Linked DNA regions of Homo sapiens: region 1 is linked to region 2. Evidence: chromatin loops called from intact Hi-C (ENCODE). Cell type or tissue: B cell. All regions are shown on one strand. Each heading gives the region's core, and the rest is flanking DNA. Links, peaks and the distances in the headings are about the cores only. Region 1 overlaps DTNB (dystrobrevin beta). Region 2 overlaps DTNB (dystrobrevin beta).

Region 1 (12,665 bases), core at 2,174-10,173, 54 kb after region 2:
ACAGTATTTTGTCAGGTTTTTAATTCCTTCTTTTAGGTCTTTAGAAATCTTAAACATAGCTATTTTATAGCCAATAACTCTAATATCTAAAGCCATTGAGGGTCTCATTTTGCAAAGTCAGCACAGGGGTTCAAGTTTAGTTGGACTCTTTCAGTGGGAGCACTGTTAGGTCTCAATTGAGAATGTAAGCAGAAATTTATACTGTGCTGCTTCTACCAGGTGCCTTGGGGTTAGTTTTAATGTTAAAATTTCACCTTGGTGATTCTCAAACTATAACGTAATGTAAATGTACCCAAAGTAAGTATAGACAGGCCTAAGGTTTTGAATTTCCAGAGGAGACGACTTCTTCCACTGCAACAGGAGACCTATAAGCTTTCTTTTTCTGTGTGCTGGCAGCTAGTTATCTTTTTTTTTTTTTTTTTTTTTTGAGACAAGAGTCTTGCTCTGTTGCCCAGGCTGGAGTACAGTGGTGCGATCTCAGCTCACTGCAACCTCTGCCTCCTGGGCTCAAGTGATTCTCCTGCCTCAGTTTCCCAAGAAGCTGGGATTACAGGCGTATGCCACCACACCTGGCTAATTTTTTTTTGTATTTTTAGTAGAGACGGGGTTTCACCATGTTGCCCAGGCTGGTCTTGAACTCCTTACCTCAGGTGATCCACCCACCTCGGCCTCCCAAAGTCCTGGGATTACAGGAGTGAGCCACCATGCCCGGCCTAGTTATCTTTTATACAACATATTCACCAAGGGTATAATGCTTCAAGGGCCTACCTTAATGTGAGAACCTCATTTCCAACTCTTCACTTTGCACGTAACCGAGGTTTTGCCACACAAATTCCTGACAATTGACATTCAAGCACAGGGCAGGGGTGGCAGTAGTAGTGACAGCAACAGTAGCTCTTGGCCTGCTTTGGTTTTCAGTTACTTTTCAATTCCTAGGAAATTGAATTCTCTTCTACTTATTTTCAGATCCCAACTCAAGTAACACTTTCTCACAGAAGCTATCCCTTACTCTCCAGAATAGATCAGGCACCTGCTCTACACTTCCACAGCTCCCTGCATTTTTCCTCCACTGCACATAATAATTTGTAGTTATGTTTAGTAGTGTGATTATTTGTTTAATGTTTGTCTCTGTCACTACACTGTTAGTTCCATGAGGGCAGGAATCATTTGTCCACCATAGTATCCAATCTGGCACAGTACAGCAACAAAAGAAGTATTTGCTGAATGAATAAAATGAGTGTGTGTGGCTGGTTGGGGGTGGGTGAATATTAATGTGAACATAACTCCTCAAAGAAAGTAAAGAATTGAAAAAGGAGAAGGAAAAGAGAAAACATTTTATTATGAATATTTCAAAATTGCAGGAAACACACTGCAAATCCCTGGGGAGCCACTTCCTATTTCAATCAAACCCTTATTCAACATTCTTGGTTCCTTTTTGTTTTAATTGAGATATAATACTTAGATCTTAAGTATTCCATTGACGGGCGCGGTGGCTCACGCCTGTAATCCCAGCACTTTGGGAGGCCGAGGCAGGCGGATCATGAGGTCAGGAGATCGAGACCATCCTGGCTAACACGGTGAAACCCCATCTCTACTAAAAATACAAAAAATTAGCCGGGCGTGGTGGCGGGCACCTGTAGTCCCAGCTACTCAGGAGGCTGAGGCAGGAGAATGGTGTGAACCCAGGAGGCAGAGCTTGCAGTGAGCTGAGATCGTGCCACATTGCACTCCAACCTGGGCGACAGAGCAAGATTCCATCTCAAAAAAAAAAAAAAAAAAAAGTATTTCATTTAATCCGTTTTGACAAATGTACACTCCTGCAACCCACACCCCTATTGAAATGTGGAATATTTCTATCAAGTCAGAAAGTTTCCTCGTCTCTCTTCAATATTTCCATTTCTAGAAACAGCCTCTTATCTGATTATGATTAGGAGTTGATGATTAACTTATGGCAAAGGATAAGTTAGTTTGCCTATTCTAGAATTTCACATAGAAAAAAACAGTACGTACTTTTTTTGTCTGGCTTCTTTTACTACTCATAATATTTTTGATATTCACCAATGTCGTTGCATGTATCAATGTTATTCCTTTTTGTGTTGAGACAATTCTATTGTATGAATATAACACATCTTGTTTATCTATTCTGTTGATAACTACGTGGGCTATTCCAGCTATTATGAATTGAACTGCTATGAACATTCTTGTACAACGCTTTTTGTGAACATGTTTTCATTTCTCTTGGATAAATATCTAAGAGTAGAATTGCTGGGTCATAGTATAAATTTTGCTTCTTTAAGAAACTGCCAAATAGTTTTCCAAAGTAGCTGTATGATTTTATAGGCCCGCCAACAACAGGGTGAGATTTCTGGTTGCTCCACATCCTCTCCAACATTTGGTATCATCCAACTTTTTCATTGTAGCCATTCTGGTGGGTATACAGTGGTATCATTGGCATTTTCCTGATGATTAATGATATCAAGCACATTTTCATGTGCTTATTGGCCACTGGCATATCTTCTTTGTGGAATATCTGTTCAAGTCTTTTGCTCATTTTTTAAAAAAGGCTTGTCTTTTTATTGCTGAGGTGCAGGAATTCTTTATATATTCTGTCCTTTGTCAGACATGTTTTGCAAATATTTTCTTTCAGATAGTGGTTTGTCTGTTTTTCTTTTTCTTTTTTTTTTTTTTGACAGAGTCTCGCTCTGTCACCCAGGGTGGAGTACAGTGGCGTGATCTTGGCTCACTGCAAGCTCCACCTCCCAGGTTCATGCCATCCTCCTGCCTTAGCCTCCCAAGTAGCTGGGACTACAGGCGCACACTGCCACGCCCGGCTAATTTTTTGTATTTTTAGTAGATATGGGGTTTCACCGTGTTAGCCAGGATAGTCTCGATCTCCTGACCTTGTGACCCGCCTGCCTTGAATAGTATCTTCTAATGAGCAAAAGATTTTACATTTGATAGGGTCTAATTTATCAATTTTTAAAATGGTTTGTGATCCCTATAAACTCTAATGAATTTTTATTCTTCCTAAGAGAATGAAGAATTATTCTCCTATACTTTTAGTAGCTTTATGGTTTTAGCTTTTATGTTTAAGTTTATGATACATTTCAAATTGATTTATTTGTATGGTATGAGGCAGGGGTTGAGATTCTTTTCTTCCCTGTGTAGATATCCAGTTGTTCCAACAGCATTTGTTAAAAATAGAAAGAGTTTCCTTTTCTGACTGATTTGCTTCTTACCTTTGTTGAAAGTCATTTGACCTTACACATGAGTGTCTTTTATGGATACTCTATTCTGTTCCTTTGATTTATTTGTTCATCCTTTTGCCAGTATCTTACTTTCTTGATTACTATAGCTTTATAGTAAGTCTTAATGTCAAGTAGGATTAAGTCTGCCAACTTTGTTTTTCTTTTTCAAGACTGTTATGGTTATTCTAGGTCCTTTGGTTCTCCAAATACATTTTAAAAACAGTTTGCTAATTTCTATAAAAAAGCCTGTTGAGATTTGAATTGGTATTAAATCTATAGATCAATTTAGGAAAATCTGCCATCCTAACAATATTAAATCTTTTAATCCATCAATATGGCATACCTCTTCATTTATTTAGGTTTTCTTTAATTTCTTTTAGCAATGTTTTACAGTTTTCAGACTTGAACATCTTCCATTAAATTTATCCATAAGTATTTGGTATTTTTAATGCTACAGTAAATAGTATTTTTCTTTTTGTGAGACAGGGTCTTGCTCTGTTGCCCAGGCTGGAGTGCAGTGGAACAATCATGGCTCACTGCAGCCTTGACCTCCCCGGGCTCAACTAATCTTCCCACCTCAGCCTTCCCAGCATCTGGGACTACAGGTGCGTGCTACCACACCTGGCTAATTTTTGTATTTTTTATAGAGACAGCATTTCACTATGCTGCCAGAGGGTGGTCTCAAACTCCTGAGCTCAAGTGATCTGCCCGCCTCAGCCTCCCAAGGTGCTGGGATATACACTTTATATCTTGTAGCAATACTATAAAATTTACTTATCTGTTCTACTAGTGTTTTTTTAGATTTCTTAGGACTTCATATGCACAATCATGTCATCTTCAAATAAAGACTGCTTTACTTCTGTCTTTCCAATATTTATACCCCTTTCTTCTTGTCTTGTTGCATTAATTAGGTCCTCCAGTATAATTTAGAATAGAGGTGGTGAAAGTGGATATCTCTGAATTGTTCCCAATATTAGGGGGAAATATTTCAAAATTTAAACTGTAGGTGTGATCTTAACTGTAGGTTTTTGTAGGTGTTCTTTATCAGGGTGAGGAAGTTTCCTTCTACTCTTAGCATGTGGAAAAGTGGAAAGTGTCCCCGAGGTACCTGTTCTCCTAAATTTCATGTCTACTATTCCCTTTCCATTTGCATATTAAAGTAATGCTAATTTCTGCTACTCTCCTGGGATCCTCCATTAACTTACCACGTTTCCTGCTTCTGCAGCCAGCCGGGCAGCATAGCGAGCTATAAGACGGTGTTCCTCATCCAGTCGGCTAGGACTGTCCAGAACACTGCCAAGGAAATAAAAATGCAACAAGTGTCTATTAAACATCCCTTATTCTTGTTCCATTCTCAGAAAGAACAGATGGAAGAAAAGCTCATAAAAGAATGGTAATAAAAGAACTAGAGGCCTGGGTCATAGATACTAATGGTCTTCTGAAAAAAAGGGGATTTAGAGAAATGAGGAGGCCACATTTGTCATTCCTCACTGGCAGCACATCCCCGCTGCTCCTCCACCATCAAAGGGGCACTTCATTTTGAATGCAAGGCCTGAGAAAACACAGGGCACCCACAAAGTCTGAGGCAGGGATTTCTAACCAAATGTTTAAAACTGATGACTTTTTAGACCTTGATCTCAAATTCAAAAAGACCAAGAGAAAACTAAAGCATCATGAAAAACAGAGGGCTGAGAAAAAATATACTTAACACTGGCTAAGCAAAAGTTTGGCCTTGCCAGGGCAGGCCAAACACACTGTAAAGCTGGAAAGATTCCATGACATCAAATATTCCCCTTTTCATGCCCCTTTCTCTTCCTTTACTATGCTCATTCTACATCTATAGCCCCATCTTGGAGTTAATTAGTTTAATGCATTACTTTTCAACAAGAGTACCAATACTCTAAAAATCTAAGGACCCATTCAGACAGGCTATCAGACAATGTGGTATCTGGATGAGGGAAGGGTTCTTGAGTAATAGGCTGGCTCTGCATATGGGATGCTGATATGGAACTTCTGATTCTGAAATACATGACTTCTTTAGTATACCAAATGCTATTTATCCTTATCAAGACAGTCCTAGATTAATAGGGACTGTGGCTATATAATTCTCTGTTTAGGACTGGCAGATGCTTTAAGACGACAGTGATGATGTTGACTAAATGACCAGAGGTGGCTGTTGTGGCTTACCTCCACTTTGGCCCTATGTTCTTGGGTTTCCAAAAACCCTTGATCAGAGTTTGGCAGTATGACAAGTCATACAGAAAAATTTAAAGACATGACTTCAATACTCATCGAAGTTTGTTATAATTACTGAGGGGAATCTGGGAAGGGTGTGGCTAAATCAATAAAGACCTGTCTGAACTTTTCATGTGTAGAATCAACTATATTTTTTCTAGTTTTTTTTTTTTTAATCTTTCTATCTCTTTGGCTAAGTCTTTAAGCTTAACTTAGTCTTTCTTCTGGGATTTTTTTTTAAGTGCTTCGAGTCTTCGCCTATGACATTTGTCAACACTTTATAATTTTAAGCATGCAAATATCCATCTTCAGGATGATCACCCTCTCAAAAATGATCTTGTAATAAGAACAGACTACTATTAGGCGGCTTTAATATTTTAGGGTCAAGGCCCCAAGGTGAGAGATAAACTATAATATTTGTGCTTTAAAGGTATTTGTCTGAAATAAGAGAACTATCTTTTAAATTAAAAAAAAAACAATAAAAATGAATGCTTAACGATACAAGTGGATCATATTATGGAGGGATTGGTAGCCGAAGAAGTGGGGCCTAAAGTGGCTGACCTCTGTTATCTGGCAAGGGATACAATAGGTTCTTCTGTGCAAAAGAGCTCCTTTTTCTCAATCACATTCTATCTCCTTAGGAAGGTTGATCCTATTTGTCATTTATACATGAGTGTGGATGACAGACTGCTTTAATTGGCTATGTTTTCTAGCCAGAAACTAGAAGCTTGTGTTGATGAGAGGTTTTAAGGTCAATGATTAGAAAGGATCCTTATTCTTCTGTTTGAATTGACTTTCATTTTCAGAATTAGTTAGCCAGAAAAGTTCTGACTTCTCGGAAGAAGTATGAAGCTCAGCTTCTTAGATTACTAATCAAGAAGTCATGTAGTACTCACTCACTCATCATGTTCTCCCAGGGCTACCAGCCACCAATTTTTGTTCAGGGAGCCAAGGTGAGACTTCAGGGCCTTAGCTAAACCTACCATAAATCTTATTGGGCTAAATTACTAGGTAACAGTCTCTTGTCAAACATTCTGCTGCTATTTTTACCATGGAAACTTTTGCTCACTCTGGACAATTGCCTTTAGTGATAATAAAGAATTTGTCTTGCCTAGGGTGAAACAACTCTGTTCCTAGAGACCAAGAGGCTGGGACAGTGTGCAAAGAAATCATCTGTTGGATGAGGAGACACTCTGTGATGCAGTGCACACAATTATCAGGCCCTTCCTTCCCTCCTAGAGGGTAAGCCTATTAAACATATTTAGAAGCTTAGAAAACCCTACTTCTCAGCCGGGCGTAGTGGCTCATGCCTGTAATCCCAGCACTTTGGGAGGCTGAGGCCGGCGGATCACGAGGTCAGGAGATCGGGACCATCCTGGCTAACACAGTGAGACCCCGTCTCTACTAAAAATATACAAAAAAATTAGCTGGGTGTGGTGATGAGCGCCTGTGGTCCCAGCTACTCGGGAGGTTGAGGCAGGAGAATGGCATGAAGCCGGGAGGCAGAGCTTGCAGTGAGCTGAGATGGCACCACTGCGCTCCAACCTGGACGACACAGTGAGACTCTGTCTCAAAAAAAAAAAAAAAGAAAAGAAAACTCTACTTCTCCAAGCTTTAGAGATACATAAATACCCCAGAATAGTGATGCTATTTAGTCATATCAGGAAAACTATGGAAAACGGTATAAAGTATAATATTTAAAAGTCTTTTTCATATGTATATTTCCCAACTGACTATTAATTTATTCTTCTGTTATTAGGGGAAGTAGCAGCAAGGTCAGATGACCCTCCCAAGGAGCCATGGCATGCTATAAGCAAAACTAAGATCAAAATTTAAAGCTTCAGCCTCTGTTATGTGTACAGCTTATAAATTATGGTTTTCTCTCTAAGAACAAGAATCTCAAAGCATGGCTTTCCAAGTTGTTTGGCACTGTGATTCTTCTTTGCTGTTATGTAGGGGAAGGATGGCTTTAGATTGCTTAAACTTTACCTGTCATCCTACTTGAAGAATGGTGGTGGGTGTGGGCATGGAGTGAGCAGGAGACTTTGGACCTACCTGAAAGTAATACCACTTTTTTCGGTATTAAATCTTTTAAAAAAAGGATTAACTTTGCTATAGTTAGCAGTTATCAAACGTTTTTCCATCCCAAACCACTGAAGAATCAGACACATTCTCTTATTAACAGTGAGTCACTACCGCAGTAGTTTTCAGGGTAAGGGGAATGTGGAGCTATTATAATACATGTAACTATTATAATATGAGAGGGTCTACATAATTTGGAAAAAGACCCTCAGGTGACAGTGACCCAATACCATTGTTGGGAATCACCGGTTTAAATAATCAACACTGACAGATTCCTGCTAACAGATAAAGGGTGGTAAAGATGTAATAGGGTGACAGTATCAAAGTCCCCAGATAAGACAAAGTGGGATATCTGTGGGTTGATCAACTCTAAACTTGGAATGTCAATAGAAAGATTTCATTAGTTAGGTAAGAATGAACAGGAAGAGGTTGCATCAGATACCTCTGTGAGTACTGCGATCCCTCATAGGTTTATATATTTTTTGAGTGTAAGCTGAAGGAAGTGAACCCCACTTTAAAGGAGAATGTCTGACTCCATGTTTAGGTCAGCGCCCAGGCTTGGCAAGCCTCCCTCTCTTGTAGAAGCTAATGCTTAGCAACTATTTTAACTCTGCCAAACATAGCTGGTAGCTGCTCAAGAAAAACCTGACATGCAGTTTTTTTTCCAGCTGACAACCCCAGGTAGCAAAGCTCTCCCTCCCTCTGATCACCCGTGGCTACCCACTGCTGCTGCACCACCACTGACCGTGCACAGTGCTGCAGACGGGCCACATAGGAGGCTATCAGCGCATGCTCATCGGCCAAGTGACTGGGTATATCCTGGCTATACTGTAACCTAGGAACAATGGAGGCAAAGACAGCAAGCGTGACACAAACACATACAGAGGGAGAAATGAACATGGATTAAAATGAGCAAACTTCAAAGAAAAATTTAAAAAATAATAAATCATGATAAGGAAAACAATAAAAAACCCACAATGCATAATGGAATATGGTGTTAGATCCTCAGGAATCCATCTCTCAAATCCTTTAAACAAAAGCAGTCCTTCAGGAGTGGCGCTGGCCCACTGACATGACAGCCCTTGGGAAGAACCTGTTGAGTCGGCAGGGGAGCCGCATGTACCACTTTTGTTCGGGTGCTGCGCTCTGTGATGATGCACTTTTTAGAAGATGCCTTCTGGCAAGACAACTGAGGCACAGCCAATCTACTAAATATCACTACATGACCCCCTAGCGCTATGCTTTTATAAGCTTTTGTGTACATCTAAGAATTTTCAGTGTTACTTCATGTTGCCAGTTAAACATTTTTATTTCTATAAGGATACTGCCTTTAGCATCAGTCTATTTCTCCCATAAAACTGGTACCCATCCCAAACTCATTAGAACTGCGCCTAATTATAAGGCAACACTATATACTCTGAGTGAGGCTCTCTCTTATAGATACATGAAAGGTCCTTAAGCACATGGTCTTCTAACTTTTTACTACAGAAATATTAAAACTTGCATAAAATAGAGTAATCTAATGACTACCCCTCAGGTACCCATAGCAAAACTTGAATGAATGTCAACATTTTGTCAATGTTATCTAATCGAATTTTCATTCCTCCAACATTTTGTGCAGGGACGAGTGGCTAAAAGCAAACCCCAGGCAATTATTTCACCTGGGAATACTTGAGCCTGTACATCTATCAGATAGTAAAAACATTTCACACAACCTAACACCATTATCACACCTAAAAACACAGACAAAAATATTTTAGTATCCCAGTCCATCTGCCAATTTCCTCAAATCTTAAAAAATGTCCATTTACAATTAAAGTCAAGATCCAAACAAAGTCCCCACTTTGCAAATGGCTGGTAGGTTTCTTTTATGTTTGTATGTGACTGATACATTTCTGGGTTTTTTTTTGTTTTTGTTTTTTTGTTTTTTTGAGACAGAGTCTCGCTTTGTCTCCCAGGCTAGAGTGCAATGGCATGATCTCGGGTCACTGCAACCTCTGCCTCCTGGGTTCAAGCGATTCTCCTGTCTCAGCCTCCCAAGTAGCTGGGATTACAGGCGTGCACCACCAGCTAATTTTTGTATTTTTAGTAGAGACGGGTTTTCGCCTCTGTTGGCCAGGCTGGTCTTGAACTCCTGACCTCAAGTGATCTCCCTGCCTCAGCTTCTCAAAGTGCTGGGATTACAGGTGTGAGCCACTGCGCCCGGCCCCAGTCACCTTTCTGAAGCTCAAACTCTCCTACCTTTGGCCAGTGGGAGCTCCTGTAATAGGCTCTTGTGTTCTTTTGATATAACCATTAGACCTTATTAGCTTTCCTGCTTTCTAGCACAATAAAATGCTCTAGTTTTTTTTCTTTTTTTTCTTTTTTTGAGACGGAGTATCACTCTGTCACCCAGGCTGGAGTGCAGTGGTGCAATCTCAGCTCACTGAAACCTCCGCCTCCCAAGTTCAAGTGATTCTCCTGCCTCAGTCTCCTGTGTAGCTGGGATTATAGGCGTGCGCCACCACGCCCAGCTAATTTTTGTATTTTTAGTAGAGACGGGGTTTCACCATGTTGGCCAGGATGGTCTCGAACTCCTGACCTCAGGTGATCCACCCACCTTGGCCTCCCAGTGTGCTGAGAATACAGGTGTGAGCCACTGTGCCTGGCCCTGTAGTTTTGTTTGTTATATATCCTGTCCCAGACTTGGAATGAACCATCCTTCTAAGGATCCCTCGTTCCGTTTACTGGCAAAGAGTATTTAGAGACTGCAGTCAGGATGCTAGGGTGCCCACTGTTCTAGGCTCACCGATTCTAGGCCTTCTCAGTGGAAAAAGCTAGAAAATCTGTATATTTTAGAATGAAGAAAAATAAGTCCTCTCAGTGCTTTCAAGGTACCGTTCCATTTTCTTCTGGCTTGCATTGCTTTTAATCCTTTTCCCATTTGTCCCGAGAATACTCACTGGCAGCGCTTGCAGATACAGCATTTACCCTGAGATAACTTTCCCATGAAATATCTCGCTTTTATTATTATTCTCTCATCACTCTAGTACACGGACTTTGGAAAGAAAAGACATCATTCTATTTATAGCATTCTATTCTTAGTAGTGGTATTTCCATTTACAAAATACTGTAATTCTTGATTGCTGAAAATGCCAAAGCTTAGAAAGCGTAGCATTCCTGTGCATGATGTTAATTATTATTATTATTTTTTGAGACAGAGTATTACTCTGTCACCAGGCTAGAGTGCAGTGGCGTGATCTCAGCTCACTGCAACCTCTGCCTCCCGGGTTCAAGCCATCCTCCTGCCTCAGCCTCCCAAGTAGCTGGAACTACAGGTGCACGCCACCATGCTCAGCTAATTTTTTGTATTTTTAGTAGAGATGAGGTTTCACCATGTTGGCCAGGATGGTCTCGATCTCTTGACCTTGTGATCCACCCACCTCTGCCTCCCAAAGTGCTGGGATTACAGGTGTGAGCCACCATGCCTGGCTGATGTTAATTATTAACATCGTTCTCAAACGGCTGGCTGAAGATTCATTTAATGAATCAATTTTTTCCGAAATAGATGATTCTGATGACTCAGATGATTCTGATGTTAGTTCTGTTTAGAAATAACTACAAAAACAGTTTGTGTATTTTATTTTCACATTGAAAATCAGTCAGCTTTGCTTCAGCCTTAAAGAGCGTGTTTATGTAAAATTAAAGGAGCACTGGCAGCGAGCCGTACTTTTTTTCTAAATGGGAAAAGGGTTAATGAGAAATCAACAGTTAAAAAAAAAAAAAGAGAGAGAGAAATCAACAGTTGTTCTTATCTTTGTTTCCTGGTACGTAACATGTCTTTTTTTTAGGCAGGGTCTTGCTCTGTCACCCAGGCTGGAGTGCCATGGTGCAATCATGGATCAATGCAGCCTCAACCTCCTGGGCTGAAGCAATCCTCCTGCCTCAGTCTCCAGAGTAGCTGGGGCTACAGGTGTGTACCCCCACACCCGGCTAATATTTATTTATTTATTTATTTATTTTTGAGATGGAGTCTTGCTCTGTCGCCCAGGCTGGAGTGCAGTGGTGCAATCTCTGTTCACTGCAAGCTCTACCTCCCGGGTTCACGCCATTCTCCTGCCTCAGCCTCCTGATTAACTGGGACTACAGGTGCCCGCCACCAAGGCTGGCCAACTTTTTTGTATTTTTAGTAGAGACGGGGTTTCACCGTGTTAGCCAGGATGGTCTCGATCTCCCGACCTCGTGATCCGCCTGCCTCGGCCTCCCAAAGTGCTGGGATTACAGGCATGAGCCACCATGCCCAGCTCTAATTTTTAAATCTTTTGTAGAGACAGGGTCTCACTTTGTTGCCCAGGCTGTTCTTGAACTCTTGGGTTCAGGTATGTAATATGTCTTTTTTTTTTTTCTCTAGCTGCTTTTTAAATGTTTTATTCATCACTGATTTTCAGCAATTTGATTCTGATGTGCCTTGGTATAGTTTTCTCTTTGTTTATCCTGGCATACAGTTTGTTGTGTTTATAAGTATTTGTAGGTTTATAGTTTTTAATGAATATGTAAAAATTTCTTTGAAAAGTTGGGAAAAAATGTTTCTTAAATATTTTTTCTCCCTCTCGTCTGTTAGACTGCCTGACATTATCCCACAGGTCCCAGAGGCTCAGTTCGTTTTCAGTCATTTTCCTCTCGGTGCTCCACTCTGGGTAATTAGTATTACCGTGTCTTTAAGTTCAGTGTAAGTCCATCCATTGAATTTTTCATTTCGGACGTTATCCCTTTCAACTCTCTTGTAGGCCATTATAAGTATTTTAGCTTTTACTCTGATATGAGAAGCTATTGAGAGGTGACATATGGTTTTATTTTATTTATTTTATTTCTTGAGATGGAGTCTCGCTCTGTTGCCCAGGCTGGAGCGCAGTGGCGTGACCTTGGCTCACTGCAACCTCAGCCTCCTGGGTTCAAGTGATTCTCCTGCCTCAGCCTCCTGAGTAACTGGGATTACAGGCGTGTACCACCATGCCCAGCTAATTTTTGTATTTTTAGTAGAGACAGGGTTTTGCCATGGTGGCCAGGATGGTCTTGAACTCCTGACTTCAAGTGATCCACCCACCTAGGCCTCCCAAAGTG
Region 2 (10,013 bases), core at 2,014-10,013:
CCCTGATGCACAAATCCTCAAAAAAATACTAGTGAACCAAATCCAACAGCATATCAAAAAGATAATCCACCATGATCAAGTGGGTTTCATACCAGGGACACAGGGATGGTTTAACATACGTAAGTCAATAAATGTGATATACCACATAAACAGAATTAAAAACAAAAATCACATGATCCAATAAATGCAGAAAAAGCATTAGACAAAATCCAGCATCGCTTTATGACTAAAACCCTCAGCAAAACTGGCATAGAAGGGACATACCTTAATGTAATAAAAGCCATCTATGACAAACCCAGAGCCAATATTATACTGAACAGGGAAAAGTTGAGAGCATTCCCCCTGAGAACTGGAACAAGACAAGGATGCTCACTTTCACCACTTCTATTCAACATAGTACTGGAAGTCCTAGCCAGAGCAATCAGACAAGAGAAAGAAAGAAAGGGCATCCAAATCGGTAAAGAGGAAGTCAAACTGTCACTGTTTGCTGATTATATGATTGTATACCTAGAAAATTCTAAAGACTCATCCAAAAAGCTCCTAGAACTGGTAAATGAATTCAGCAAAGTTTCAGGATACAAAATTATTGTACACAAATCAGTAGCTCTGCTATATATCAACAGCGACCAAGCTGAGAATCAAATCAAGAACTCAACCCCTTTCAGAATACCTGCAAAAAATAAAATAAAATAAAATAAAATACTTAGGAATATACCTAACTAAGGATATGAAAGACCTCTATAAGGAAAACTATAAAACACTGCTGAAAGAAATCATAGATGACATGAACAAATGGAAACACATCCCATGCTCATGGATGGGTAGAGTCAATATTGTGAAAATAATCATACTGCCAAAAGCAATCTACAAATTCAATGCAATTCCCATCAAAATACCACCATCATTCCTCACAGGACTAGAAAAAACAACCCTTAAATTCATATGGAACCAAAAAAGAGCCCACATAGCCACAGCAAGACTAAGCAAAAAGAATAAATCTGGAGGCATCACATTACTCAACTTCAAACTATGCTATAAGGCCTCAGTCATCAAAACAGCATGGTACTGGTATAAAAATAGGCACATACACCAATGGAACACAATAGGGAACCCAGAAATAAAGCCAAATACTTACACCCAACTGATCTTTGACAAAGCAAACAAAAACAAAAAATGGGGAAAGGACACCCTACTTAACAAATGATGCTGAGATAACTGGCAAGACACATAGAAGAATGAAACTGGATCCTCATCTCTCACCTTATACAAAAATCAACTCAGGTTGGATCAAAGACTTAAATCTAAGACCTGAAACCATAAAGATTCTAGAAGATAACATTGGAAAAACCCTTCTAGACATTGGCTTAGGCAAAGACTCCATGACCGAGAACCCAAAAGCAAATGCAACAAACAAAGATAAATAGATGGGACTTAATTAAACTAAATAGCTTCTGCACAGCAAAAGAAATAATCAGCAAAGTTAACAAACAACCCACAGAGTGGAAGAAAATCTTCACAAACTATACATCTGACACAGGACTAATATTCAGAATCTACAAAGAAAACAAATCAGCAAGAAAAAAATAATCCCATAAAAAAGTGGGCTAAGGACATGAATAGAAAATTCTCAAAAGATGGTATACAAATGGCCAACAAGTATATGGAAAAATGCTCAAATTACTAATTATCAGGGAAATGCAAATCAAAATTACAATGCAATACCACCTTACTCTTACAAGAATGGCAATAAAAAGCTCAAAAAATAATAGATGTCGGTGTGAATGCAGTGAAAAAGGAACACTTTTACACTGTTGGTGGGAATGTAAACTAGTACAACTACTATGAAAAACAGTGTGGTGATTCCTTAAAGAACTAAAAGTAGATCTACTGTTTGATCCAGCAATCCCATTACTAGGTATCTACCTACAGGGAAGTAAGTCATTATACAAAAAAGATACTTGCATACGCATGTTTATAGCAGCACAATTTGCAATTGCAAAAATATGGAACCAGCCCAAATGCCCATCAATCAATGAGTGGGTAAAACAAATGGGATAGATACACCATGGAATACTACTCAGCTATAAAAAAGAATGAAATAATGGCATTCACAGCCACCTGGATGGAATTGGAGACTATTTTTCTAAGTGAAGTAACTCAGGAATGGAAAACCAAACATTGTACATTCTCACTCATATGTGGGAGCTTAGCTATGAGGACACAAAGGCCTAAGAATGATATATTGGACTTTGGGGACTCGGGGAAAGGGTGGGGTGTGGAAAAGGATAAAAGACTACACATGGGGTACAGTGTACACTGCTTGGATGATGGGTACACCAAAATCTCAGAAATCACCACTAACAAACTTATTCATGTAATCAAATACTACCTGTTCCCCAAAAACCTATTGAAATAAAAAAATTAAAAAATTTAAAAGTTTATGTATCACATAATATGTATACATAAATATATAAATCACAGTATACATATTTGTAAATACATAAATACACATAAATATACCAATTACATAATATACATGTATATTTATGTACATAAATATATAAATCACAATATATACATAAATATAAATATAAATATATATTTATGTATATTTAAATATTTACATACATCTCTCTAACCACATCAGCATCAGTTTCTAGCAATAGCAAATATTCAAAATCTATGTGACAAAATCATGATTAAACAAATTAATACATGAATAAATCATTGCAACTGATTTGTAGGTATTTCTCATGTAATTGATAAAGGTACTTCCAGTGAGCAAGGAAGCTAGATAAAAATTTATGTTGTGAAGAAAGCACTAGAGATGGAATTTGCATTCTTATTTCAACATTTTCTTTGAGTAAATAAATTAATCCTACTGAATCTTAGTTTTCTCTTACATAATATGGAATATTATAAAAGGATTAATAGACAAGTTAAAAAATGTAGCCCAGAATTACATATAAGGAGCTGTAATTAAATATTCCCTCCCTCCCTCCTGAAGACTGGTGCTAGGACAATTCACAATTGCAAAAATATGGAACCAGCCCAAATGCCCATCAATCAACGAGTGGATAAAGAAAATGTGGTAAATGCATACCATGGAATACTATTCAGTCATAAAAAGGAACAAAACAATGGCATTCACAGCAACCTGGATGGAACTGGAGACCATTATTCTAAGTGAAGTGACTCAGGAATGGAAAACCAAACATCGTTGTTCTTATCCATAAGTGGGAGCTAAGCTATGAGAATGCAAAGGTGTAAGAATGATACACTGGTCTGCAATCCCAGCACTTTGGGAGGCCAAGATGGGCGGATCACTTGAGGACAGGAGTTCGAGACCAGCCTGGCCAACATGGTGAAACTCCATCTCTACTAAAAATACAAAAATTAGCCAGATGTGGTGGTTCATGTCTGTAATACCAGCTACTTGGGAGGCTGAGGCAGGAGAATCCCTTGAACCCAGGAGGCGGAGGGTGCAGTGAACTGAGATTGTGTCACTGCACTCCAGCCTAGGCAACAGAGCAAGACACTGTCTCAGGAGGAAAAAAAAAAAGAATGATACACTGGACTTTTGGGACTTGAGGGAAAGGGTGGGAGGGGGGTGAGGGATAAAAGACTACACATTGGGTACAGTGTACACTGCTTGGGTGACGGGGGCACCAAAACCTCAGAAATCACTAAAGAACTTATCCATGTAACCAAATCTGCCCCTCCCGCCATGTTCCCCCAAAACCTATTGAAATTAATAAAAGGAACTAAAAAAAAAAAAAAAAAAAAAAAGACTGGTGCTAGGGATAGCTCTTGTGACCATTCTGCAGTATCATTAATGTTCTTTTTTCCTAACATTAAAACCTCAGTCTGGGCACTGTTTTGTCTCCCCAGCTACTTTTCCTATTACCACCTTCCAATCCTTCACTGTCATGTATTTGCAGACTGTGATTCTAGGAAAATCTCAACAATTTCTGAATTGAATATAAGATAAAAGGGATAAATTTGTCCTGAGATTTTAGATAACTGAATTTCTTTAAGCCATCTACGGAATAAAGACCAAATACCACCCCCACACCCCCACCTCCCCCACCCAAAAAAAAGTAAAATAGTGCAGCTGCTTTGGACAGACTGGCAGCAATTCCATTCCTAGGTATATATCCATGAGACATGAAAACATGTCCACACAAAAATCTGAACCCAAATGTTCATAGCAGCGTTATTCGACATAGCCAAAAAGTAAAAACAATTCAAATGTCCATCAATTCAGGAGGCCAAGGGAGAAGAATTGCTTGAATCTGGGAGGCAGAGGCTGCAGTGAGCTGAGATAGCGCCACTGCACTCCAGCCTGGATGACAGAAAGAGACTCTGTCTCAAAAAAAAAAAAAAAAAAGAAAGAAAACAGTATGCTACGTGCAAGAAGCCAGTCACAGAAGCCAGTCACAGAAGACCACATATCGTATGATCCCATTTATATAAAATGTCCAGAATAGGCAAATCTCAGGGCACAGGAAGCAGGATAAGAATCTCTGAGGGCTGGTTTCGAGTTTGCCTGGAAATGCCTAGATTAAGTGACCAGTTCAGACAGCGTAGGAACTCAAGATGGAAATTAAATCCACTTAAAGAACAAAAATGGGCCGGGCCCGGTGGCTCATGCCTGTAATCCCAGCACTTTGGGAGGCCGAGGTAGGTGCATCACCTAAGGTGAGGAGTTTGAGACCAGCCTGGCCAACATGGCGAAACCCTGTCTCTACTAAACATACAAAAATTAGCTGGGCATGGTGGCGCATGCCTATAATCCCAGCTACTCAGAAGGCTGACGCAGGAGAATCGCTTGAACCCAGGAGGTGGAGCTTGCAGTGAGCCAAAATCCTGCCACTGCCCTCCAGCCTGGGTGACAGAGCAAGACTGTCTCAAAAAAAAAAAAAAAAAAAAAAAAGAATGACCTCTGAAATGCTAACACACTTCACTGTAAGACAGATGGCCCAGCCAGCATTAAACATATGGCGAGGACTCAGGAATCTCCCTCTGCATGATCTGGGCCAGGCACCATGGCCTGAGGACCGCACATCAGAGTCATAGGACCCAGGTGAACATCCAGGCTGCTTCATAACAGCATGACACTGAACCTTTGCAAATACTTTGATATTGAAATGATGATGGGGGATGAGACAAGAGGGGTAGGCAGGGTGGCCAGCCACATGTGTCTAAAGCTCTAGTATCTGGAAGTGAAACCTCCTGCCCACCATCAGCCTGGAAATAATCAGACCCTCTTCCTGGGATCATTACCTAGGGCATGCCTTCTGAGGAAGATAAAAACCAGATTCTAGAAGTTGTGTTTGTTCAGAGCAGTTGAAAGAGAAAAGCTACGACTCCTGGGCAGGTGTTATTTCTCCATGGGTCTTATGCCCCAGCCCTTGGCGTTAGGATCACACTGGATGAAAATGAAGCCAGGACAGAGCTGTCAGGGCCCTCCGTGAATTCTGGTTTGTGTAGGGTAATACCAGTTTGCAATCCTGGGTGGGTCAGAGGCACAAGTGATAGCTCACCAATATGCATGGGCTTTCGCCAGGCCTGAGGCTAAGGGTTCAGGAAGCCTGGAGACCGGAGCCGATCTTGGATGAGATATACATCACGCAAGGGATGTCAACCAACTCTGTTCCTTGGTGGTTTTGACAAAAAAGCAAAAGTGTGGGCCCATCCACACTTGACTCTGTTGATGGGACTCTGCTCTCTCTTGCCACTCCCTCTGCTGGGAGCACTACTCTCCCCCATGCTGTCTGATTGGCTCCTGCTGGTCCCCTGGGCATCAGTCTCACTACTATCTCCTCTAGGATGAGACAATGTCTTTCTGAGATACTCCCACGGAATCTTGTGTGTCTCCATCACAGCACTATCTCACTTCTTAAATTCCATCCTCTGAATCCCTGTGCTCAGCACAGGTAAATTCTTAATAAATACTTGTTAAATGACAATGAAGTGCATCACATTTTTGGCCCTTTTTCTTCTGTAATGAAAAGTGGAAAAGAGCAGGAAAAGTGCTGGAGCAGGTAGTAATCTCCAGGAAGTAATACATCTATCAGTCGTCAGTGAATCTTTTCTTTTTTGAGACGGAATCTCTCTGTCACCAGGCTGGAGTGCAGTGGCGCGATCTCGGCTCACTGCAACCTCTGCCTCCTGGGTTCAAATGATTCTCCTGCCTCAGCCTCCTGAGTAGCTGGGACTACAGGCGTGCACCACCATGCCCAGCTAATTTTTGTATTTTTAGTAGAGATGGGGTTTCACCATGTTGGCCAGGATAGTCTCAATCTCTTGGCCTCATGATCCACCTGCCTCGCTTGGCTTCCCAAAGTGCTGGGATTACAGGCGTGAGCCATCGCCCCTGACCTTTTTTTTTTTTTTAGACAGGATCTTGCTGTTTCCCAGGCTAGAGCACAGTGGTGTGATCTTGGCTCACTGCAACCTCCACCTCCTGGGTTCAAGTGATTCTCGTGCCTCAGCTTCCTGAGTAGCTGGGATTACAGACATGCACCACCACATCTGGCTAATTTTTGTATTTTTAGTAGAGATGGAGTTTTGCCATGTTGGCCAGGCTGGTCTTGAACTCCTGTTCTCATGTGATCTGCCCACCTCAGCCTCCCAAAGTGCTGTGATTACAGGAGTGCTGGGCCCAGCCAACCAGTGAATCTTTATGTGAGATACTTTAACTAGATAAGCAAATGTGGTCACCAGACCTCTGAGATGGCCCCAAGGGACCCTCCCCTGCATTCATATCCGGGTGGAGTCTCCTCCCCTTCAATGTGGGCTAGGCCTAGTGACTCGCTGCTAATGAATCAGACAAGTGGGATATCACTTGTCTGGGATAAAAACTGTATTTTTCAGATATAAAATTCTGTGACCTATGATCTTCGCTAAGTTAACCTCGTCTCAGACATGGCAAGAACCAACACTTTGCTTCAGTTCTGACCATTCTGTCAGTGAGGAATGCTCTTCTGGGGTCCCAGCAGCATCTCGGTCACGTCATGGCATATTCTGCTTCTAACTTTCCTTTCTCACAAGTGGAGTCCGTACCACAGCTGCTGGCCACGTAGGCCTTGTACAGATGATGCTGATGAGGAGGTGTAGGGAGCAGGATACTCTGTATAAGATGGAACTATCTCAGGAAAGAGTCTGAAATAAGGTCCTTCTAACTAAATAAGTACAAACTGGAGTGTGTGGCGCACATGCAGTCTGAGAAACCTTCTGTGCACAGCAACATTCCTGACATGCTGACAATCACCTCTGAATCTGGCTGGAGTTTGTTCCTTCTGTTTACTTGATAGGCACAGGCCAGACAGAACACACTAAAAATCAAGATGGAGCACCGCACTGTGCAAATGCACCTCGTCTCAAAAGCACAGATGGGCTTTATGTTCAGAGAGGCAGGCCCTTCTCCATGGAGACTGCTGAACACTCCGCTCAACGCGAACCAGTCTAGAATACGCGGCACAGTGGGAGACTTGGGGAGGGGGAGGCATCACAGTTGGCACCCTGAGATTACAGGAAACCTGAGAAACACCTAGAAATCTGCAAAGGTAGAGCAACTAGTCAGGTGGCTCCAAGGATGGGGATATGTTGTCCAATGATAGGCACAAAAGACTCTTGTGCCTCTGGGTTTCAGCTGCCAGGAGAGGGCAATTCGCCTGGAGAAGCAAGGGAAGCTCTGCAATGTGCTACTCAGTGTTTTAAGGTTTCCTGATATAAGGAGTGGAATCTTGTTGTAGTACAAGCTGTAACAAAGGCTTGAGTCCAGCACAGGCCAATCATGGGTCTAACCAATAACTAAACACAATAAATGCCCTGTGACTCAGGTTCTCTCAATACAGAGGTCCCTTGTATAACAGTTGGAAACAATTCTGTTGCAAATGTAGAGCCAGTGAAACATTACAATCTGATAAGCTCTCTAGACTGCTGGCTCTTCATTTTCAAATCAGCAAAGACCCTGAGAACCCGAGAAAGCTCTGCATCATGTTCCAAGAAAAGTGTTCAGAAATTACAAAATCAGAGGGTTCATGACCCCAGCAAACTAGCTTGTTTTAGTCCAACATTCATTTTTCATTTGAGGAGGCTGAGGTCAAGAGAGGTCACAAGGTCACACACAAAATCAGTAGACAGGCTAGGACTGGTCCCTGGGTCTGCTAATTGCCTCAAACTGCTGGCGGAAAACTAAGCATATTGGGATCACAGCACAATGTTTCTGAGACTAAAAGGAACATGGATCAGTCAAGACTTCTGATGACTGACACTAACCGTGATTTTCCAGGGGACAGTCAATTTCATTCCCAGTAAGGAAATGTGAGAAAGGAGAATACAGGGATTATGAAAATCTCTTATGTATAAAAACAATCTCTTGTTGGAGCCAAAACAGGTATAGAAAATGCCAGAGAAGGTGCCCTGAGGACACGGGGATCCTTCACCAGCTCTGCATCTGAGCACAGAGGCAGGGACGCACATGCTGTGGCAGAGAGAACTGGCCAGGAGACCAGCTGCACGGAGAGAAAGGCAGTGTCTTTAGTAGGAAAATGATACTGCACTGTTCTTGGCCATGCTTGGGTGGCCCCAGCATGATGCCTGGCACTTAGTAGGGGCTCCAAAAATAGGACTTCCCTTCTTTCTTTTTCCTCATGGAATAGGGAAGAATTTTTAATCCTCCTGGCACACATTATAGTCAGGTAAACAAGGCCAGAGAGACTTGTGGCAAAAGGCCTGACTTTAAGAGTTAATGCCCTCTGCAGAGCATTCATAACTGCATCCCCCTCCACACGCACACGCAACTACAACTTGGAGCTAAGCTGTTATCATGGTAACAGAATGGAAGACACTTTAGTCTCCATTTCTATCTCCCTGACTCATGGACACCTGCCAGGTAGCAGATGGCCTGTGTGGACAATTACCTTCATTTTGCTGCCGTGTATTTAAATTAAACAAAGTGGTCTCTTTGCTGCCGATTTTCAGAGGCCCTCTCAGAGAAACAAAAAACAATGATGGGAGAGAGTTGCTGCAAGTCTGAAATTTAGGCAACCGTGAATGTATAGAGAACTGGGATATGTAGAGAACAGCCTTTGTCCATTTTTCTCTTCAAGAAAAAGTTAAAAACCCCACATAACTATTTTGAGCTGGTGCTGGTGGTGACCATGCTAGGAAGATGCAGCTGTCTCATCAAAGTGGACGTGAAACGAGGGAGAGGTGATGGGGCTATCTGATGCTGCACTGTCTGTCCTGCTGTGAGAGTTGGAAATAACCGCCTCACACGACAAGAGTTAAGACTATTGGGAGTTAGGACTGGCAATGGAAGTGCTCAGAGAATGGAGAATGAGGGTGAAGGAGAGAGGCAACCCAATGGCCGTGAGCAAGGAAGCAGGCAATGAATGTGCCTGGACACCTTCCCTGCTTAGCAGAGGCGCCCACCTGCAAGCTTAAGTGCTGCGGAGTCTTTTATTTATTCTTATTTTCTATTTTTTTCAACACCCTTGGTCAGCATGAAAGTGGAGTCTTTTAAAGATGAACTTGGCTTCTAGACACTGGAGAGAGGGGCTAAAGAGTTTTATGAAGTCTCTCACCACCGCTAACACACATTTACCTATTATGTGTCTGTTGGAAGGATGAGGCCACCAGAAAGTCTGCCATGGGGTCTCTCTGCAGAGGGGTGACACCTGTTTGTTTCCATATCATGTCAGAAACCTCAGGGCTCATGCATAACCTGTCACTCACTGTGATGGCTGGTGAGGCAAGCTGCGGTAAGACAGGAAGCAGCTATTCTAGGACTGCTGGATGATTTGTGATCACGGTGTTGCCAATGGCAGAAAGTTAGGGTTCTCAATCTTCATGATTCTGTCCCTATTCAAGTTACACTAAATTATATAGAAGACAAAGCTTATGCTAAGAATTAAAGAGTGAGGGCAAGGTGTACAATTATCTTTCTTAGTAGAAGGAAGAAGGTGTATTAAATTTCTGGGACAAAGAACAACCTATTAAAA

What was found. A loop is a pair of places that touch in the nucleus more often than their neighbours do. Peaks named below come from ENCODE experiments on the same cell type or tissue, not always from the same donor. Only the 100,000 strongest peaks of a DNase experiment are listed, where the experiment ranks them.
Region 1: it touches region 2 in a loop (2.5-fold over the local background); 2 of 110 quality-filtered maps call a loop at or near these places.

The regions. Positions count from the first base shown.
Region 1 is chr2:25,447,095-25,459,759 of GRCh38, forward strand. It overlaps DTNB (dystrobrevin beta), which reads right to left. Exons shown (of 21, transcript NM_021907.5): 11 at 8,311-8,400; 12 at 4,454-4,541. Among named protein-coding and RNA genes, the nearest start is that of DTNB-AS1, 32 kb to the left of the region's middle. RefSeq lists an enhancer at 6,099-6,158. In B cell, for the core only: no CTCF peak of the experiment used is centred there; a DNase peak (open chromatin) is centred at 6,317; H3K27ac peaks cover 716 bases.
Region 2 is chr2:25,392,966-25,402,978 of GRCh38, forward strand. The region is part of intron 16 of DTNB (dystrobrevin beta); the gene reads right to left. Among named protein-coding and RNA genes, the nearest start is that of DTNB-AS1, 23 kb to the right of the region's middle. RefSeq lists an enhancer at 8,596-8,645. In B cell, for the core only: no CTCF peak of the experiment used is centred there; DNase peaks (open chromatin) are centred at 6,746 and 9,746; H3K27ac peaks cover 3,238 bases.